Regions from separate parts of the Mus musculus genome. Here region 2 is linked to region 1. The links are chromatin loops, found by intact Hi-C in ENCODE. Cell type or tissue: gastrocnemius. All regions are shown on one strand. Links, peaks and the distances in the headings refer to the core of each region. The heading gives the core; the rest is flanking DNA.

Region 1 (2,842 bases), core at 343-2,842:
GAACTTGAAGATGAGAACTAAGGAAATCTATTAGTTGTTTAAGTTTGGTAGAAGAATAATTAATTTGCCCTCTAAGAAATGCAGCCTAGTAATCTTTGACAGAGACTATAAATAGAGAAGGGAGTTATTATAAACATAGCTAGCTCATTCTTTTTGTTAAGTAAACTTCTGATTGTCTTGTCACAATCCTTACATTTTATTTCAGAATCCTCAGGCCCTGGGTTGGTGTACAGAGGGATGTGTTCTGTCTATGGGCTTTTGAGAAAGTCAGACTTTTAGACCTACAAAAATCTTGACAACAGCTAAAAGATGTTTAAAGAACTGCTAAGCAAAGCAGATTTATAAAAGTGGCTTTGAATTCTATTTTCCAGGCAATAATCCTTTGTACAGTCCTCTTCATTTATGAACAATGAAATTTTGGTTACTTTGTGGGGGTGCACAAATAATTCAAAAGTTGCTTGTATCAATTTGAAAAATGAATCCTAAAGATACCTCTATGGTTTTGGCATACAGACACTGTAGCTTTTTAAAACCACTAATAGTCTAGCCCACTAATCTTTTCATTAACATGTCTATTTTATCTCAGATGACAAGCTCAGATTTAAAAATAACAATACAATAACTTTAACTTGTTTTATAAGTTTTTATTTTAAAACAATGACCTAAAATGGTATTTTAGTAATGGTGATGCTTGTTTTGTCATGCCCTTCTATATGAACTCAAAATATGTAGGTCAAGTTTCCTATTTAGTCTTCAATTGATTCTGTGTGTGTGTTTGGGGGGTGTGTGGTCTGTGATGATTTTATGTACAGGATTTAAAAGATACTTGTTGAGTTTAGCTAAAATGAGTTTCCTCTTTTCATGTCTAGTGGAAAAAAAGATTCAGTGAATTTTTATCATTTAGGACATTTGGGTAACCATTTGAACACTCCATTAAATATTTTTTCTTTATCTAACACATAAAAAAGCCAAGGAAATTCTGGTCTTTTCCCACATTTGTCAAATTCTTGTGTTAATTCTTCAGTGATTTCTATTATGTGTGTGAATTATGACTATATATGAAAATGGTCTGCTTTAGGTCATGGCTATGGGCTTAGATTAATTGGTGAAAAATAGGTCTGTTTGTGGGATTTACCACACAGTAAGGTTTCTCATCTCCCTGGAAAAATGTGGAATTAGCTTTTTAAGAAAAGCAGGCCTGTCATGAGGTTGAAGGGAGTTTCAGTGGAGGGAAACAGTTTACACTTTCTAAGGCAGTTATGACTGGTTGGATTCCAGGGCAATCCCTTTCATTCAGCAAAGTTCTTTTCTCCAACCTTTACGTCTGTCTTTGCTAATATCACTTCTACTTTTGTCTTTCCTAGTGTACCAGTTTCACAGGTCTTTCACAGAAAACATAATTGGCTTCTTTCAAGGCCAACCCCATTCAAGTTGATAGTGGTATTAGGACTGTGGGACTCCCTTCCCTCCTTTCCCCAAAGAACACACCCCACAAAACACACCGTTGCACAGAACAAGTCTCTCACTTGGAAAGAACCTTTGGGACAGCAGGTCTATGTGAAACAGTGCATGTCTGGCAAGGATGCTAATCACAGGACTGGATATTAGTTCTTAGCCTCACTGAAAAGGGTTCTTCAGCAAGACGTGCTCGCTATCAGAGTGCACTCTCCAGGGGTCCTCCTCCCTTGAGCCCCTGAAGGGATTCAAGGCCTGCTGCTGGGCCCCAAATCTCCCTTGCCCTGGAAGCCAGATGTGACTGACAGTGTTGAGTTTCTTCATTCTGGTCTGGCCTCAGTGTTGGCTGAGCCTCCAGCTTCATGTCTCCATTCACAGTCTGAGGGCACACCATGAGCTCTCACCTCACTAGGCACTGCCCTTGGGGTCCATGTCTCCCCAAGACCTCGCAGTGACCTGAGTGGGTCTTGTATGTGACTTACCTCAAAGGGGACTGTGCTTCGGGGCGTCTCAGGACTGTGATCAGTCCCTCCCATCTGCCAAAGAGCTCGCCGCTCTGTGGCAGTCCGGGGGGTAGGGGTTCCGACTTCAGCAGTGGAGCTCTCGGTGGCCCGCGCGCGCTCCCCGAGGGGTCCAAGTCTGGCAGCCTGACGCGACGGCTGTCTCACTGGAGCGACCAGCCGGGCCGTGGGCGCGCGCTCCCCCGCGGGGTCCCGGATGCGCATCCTGACGCGGGCCGCGGCCGCCCCAGTGGCGACCGGCCGAGCTACGGGAGCGCGCGGGGCCGCCGGCGGGGCGCGCGCCCGGCAGGGGCAGCCGCGGGGGAGGAGCGCCCGATCGCGCGCCCAACGGACCAGGCTGCGGCCGTGAGGTAACTGTTGCAGCGCGCGGGAGCTGGGAGGCGACGCCGCCGTCTCCCGTCCCGAGCCGCGCTTGAGGGAAAAGGGAAGAGGCGTCCGCGGCGGTCCCGGGACACCAAGAAGCCCTTCTCGCCGCTCTCAGTGGCCGGCATGAGGCGGACGCCGCCGCCCCTCAGCCCGCGCGCCGGGGATCCCGGCCGGTGGCGGCGGCGGGCGCAGCCGTGACCGCTCTGCGAAGCTCGGGGCGCCCAGAACGCGGAGGGCGGCGCGGGGTCGGCAAGCGCCAGCGGCCCCCCGGCGGCCCGGGGCCATGAGGAAAGACGAGCGCGAGCGGGACGCGCCAGCCATGAGGTCCCCGCCGCCGCCGCCAGCCTCGGCCGCCTCGCCCCCCGAGAGCCTGCGCAACGGCTACGTGAAGAGCTGCGTGAGCCCGCTGCGGCAGGACCCTCCGCGCAGCTTCTTCTTCCACCTCTGCCGCTTCTGCAACGTGGAGCCGCCGGCGGCCTCGCTCCGCGCCGGGGCACGCC
Region 2 (2,916 bases), core at 165-2,664, 92 kb before region 1:
TTTCTCTAGCTCCCCAAGCAAGTCATATTTTTAATATACTTTTATACTTATATTTTTAATATGGCAAATTGAAAATTCTGGAATATTGAAGATCTATCTAAAGACAAATGCAATATTCACGATTGCCTTACAATGCTTGTTAGTATTAAAGCAGAAATAGCTTTGCAACTTACAACTGTTCTATAAATCTAGAAAATTATATAGTATTTCCCAAGAGGAAGTCCTCTGGAGTTAGGAAACACCCTTTTGGGTAGACTCTATTATGCAAATGTGTCTAATTAGATATTTACCCCGAGTGATATATAATTGTATAAACTTTTTCAGAAAAACGTGCAAATTTTATTAATAATTTTTCTCATTGAATAAAAAGCCAGATTGTTTCTAGATGATATTTTAATTTCATTTATAGATTTTAAAGAATACCTTTGATCTTCTTGAATTGTACATCCATAGAAGACAAGTGGATACAATATGCTAGATGATTTTAATAGAGCAGTCTTAGTGCCTGGCTCCATTAGCACATTCTTCATAACATCTGTAACACAATCAGGAGAAATAAATGCTTCAAACAATTTGCTGCGTCTTAAAAGAGGAGATGGTAAATGCAGATGAGGAGCTCCTGCTCACCCTACCAGATGTTATTTTCATCCTCAGGGAGTAACAGAGGCTTTCTGGACTGGTTATTAGAAACCACATTCATTGCTGAAGAGGTGGCTCAACAGAAAAGAGAACTTGCTCTTGTAGAGGCCCAGGGGTTGTGCTCCCAGCCCTCTTTGGCCTCTGTGGATGCCAGGCACACATGTGGTACATACACACACATTCAGATAAAACCCTCATACACAAAAATAAATGAATCTTTAAAAAAATTTAAGAAGAAAGCAGAGGGCCTGGTTGAGTTGGTTTCTGTTGTAAGTCATCAATCTCTTGATGGTCGTATCTGGTCTGTCTTCCTTTGATTAAGTCAGAAGTTTTCCTGTCAAGTCATCAAAGCCTACTGGGGTGGGTGGGTGGGTGGGTGGGTGGGTGGTGGTGGTGGTGTTGAATTCCATGCTGTGCACTTGGCTGGAGGGAGCTAGTGAGCAGTGAAGCATTGTTTAATTACCTCAAAAGGCACATTCAGGCTTTTCTCCGTGTCTGTCTTGTGAGCTGTTACGTCTGGCTTGTGCCTGTTAAGTGTCTTTGGAAAAGCATCCAACAGCCTGCTTCACTGAGTGAGGTGGTTTTCCAGCTGAGCCATGTGTAAATTGATCCAATCATGCCCTGGCTTCTTTTTTATCTCAGCTCAGATTCCTTCTTTGCTATTTGTATTTTCAGGCAACTTCCTGGTGTCTGTTGGCAGGGTCAGACTTGCATTCCCAAGATTTTTAATTGGAACCTGGTAGAAGATCTGGCAAAAACTTTGGCCCTGATTCTCACTACCACAAATCGAATCGTGCGTTTATTTCTGAACCAGTTACAGTCTCCCTGATTGGACAGGCCTGGATCATGTGTCTACTACTGGCTGGATAGACTAGACCTTTCCACAAATGAAAATCAAGATGTAGTTACCAGGGAAGAAGGCAGTAGGGGCAGATAGGGATAGAATTAGATTTTGTAGAATTTGAAATTTAATAATTTTTTTGTTTCCAATAAGAATAATTTAAAGGTTTAAAAATAGCTATAAATATGGATTTTGTTTAGAATCAAAAAATAAATCATAACAAGTGATCAGAAGAATTGTGAAGATTTGGGTTATTTTCTCCTTAGATCTAGTTAGGCAGTTTCCCAGAAATGCTAGCATACTCACTCTTGGTGACTAAAATCTGTTTCTTTACCACACTTGAACATTTTATGACTCCAGGCATCCAGGCAAGGGAAGGAATCTAAGGCTGAAATTCTGTGCACTTCATAATAAATTCTCTTCTGAACAGAGTGATAATATTGGCAGGTGTTCACTGCTTGAGTGCAGATTCCTTGCTTTAAAGAGTGGAGATGTATATCCCAGCAAGTCTGTCCTGGCCACCACATCTGGGAAACTCAGGTAGGTGCTGGCAGTGTGTACGATTATCATTTTGTACTTTGTGGCGCTGGCCAAAGCCAGCTGGATTTTTGCTACACTGATTTTAACAGCTCTGCACTCACGTAATTCAGTGCCGTAAAAGGCCATGTTTTACTTGGCACTGATGCTCTAATAAACTTACAGGGACCGTTGGCCCCAGGAGCCAAATGTGCCTGTACCAGCACAGCTCCTGCTGTGTTCTAGCCTCCTCCTCTCTGTCACTTCTCCTTTTTCTCCTCCTGTTCCCTCTCCCTGTTCAGTCCTTTCCTCTTACTCCCTGATTGTTTTGACAGATCATTTGGTTCAGACAGTACATCACACATGAGGCCTAAATTATGAGTAAATTCCATTGACGTCAGGGCATTTGTACGCCCAGTGAATTTTGGCTCAGTTTTTGGCATCTCTAAGCTGTGTCCATTGCAGTCCCAGACAAGCACCTTCAGGGCAACGGAGGCATTCCAGATAGTAGTATTCAGCCACAAGTACTCCCCCAGCACATGGCCTCCCATCTGGACCAGCACTCAGCATGCCATAGGCCACTGTGGGCACATCCCTGCAGCTGCTGTTGACTCTTGGAAGGAGCACAGCAAACATACTGTGACTTATCAGGGGAAACCTGCAGATGATTAACTCCGGGTTCATTATAGGGTGCATTTCCACCCAAGTGGACTCTAGGCTGGGGGTAAAAGCCTGGTTAGCAGAGAGGGCAGAGATAGAAACCAGGAGTCTGACAGTGATTTTAAATGTATTCCCTAGCAAAGGAGATATAACAGTAGGAAAGAAAAACTGAATGTAGACACACATGGACTCAGTCCTCTGCTTTTACTTCTACCTGTGTAAACCTGACAGAGGCAGGTATCTGACCTTTTTTTTTTTTT

The links. A loop is a pair of places that touch in the nucleus more often than their neighbours do. Peaks named below come from ENCODE experiments on the same cell type or tissue, not always from the same donor. Only the 100,000 strongest peaks of a DNase experiment are listed, where the experiment ranks them.
Region 2: a loop joins it to region 1, with 4 times the contacts of the local background. A loop is called at or near these places in 7 of 42 quality-filtered maps.

Annotation. Positions count from the first base shown.
Region 1 is chr7:114,412,926-114,415,767 of GRCm38, forward strand. It overlaps Pde3b (phosphodiesterase 3B, cGMP-inhibited), which reads left to right and starts at 2,329. Exons shown (of 16, transcript NM_011055.2): 1 at 2,329-2,842. The coding sequence starts at 2,626. It overlaps 4933406I18Rik (RIKEN cDNA 4933406I18 gene), which reads right to left and starts at 2,236. Exons shown (of 4, transcript NR_029437.1): 1 at 1,938-2,236. In gastrocnemius, for the core only: no CTCF peak of the experiment used is centred there; DNase peaks (open chromatin) are centred at 1,759, 2,194 and 2,642; H3K4me3 peaks cover 1,374 bases; H3K27ac peaks cover 1,247 bases.
Region 2 is chr7:114,320,717-114,323,632 of GRCm38, forward strand. It overlaps 4933406I18Rik (RIKEN cDNA 4933406I18 gene), which reads right to left. Exons shown (of 4, transcript NR_029437.1): 2 at 424-535. Among named protein-coding and RNA genes, the nearest start is that of Psma1, 46 kb to the left of the region's middle. In gastrocnemius, for the core only: no CTCF peak of the experiment used is centred there; DNase peaks (open chromatin) are centred at 1,116, 2,233 and 2,483; H3K4me3 peaks cover 257 bases; H3K27ac peaks cover 2,156 bases.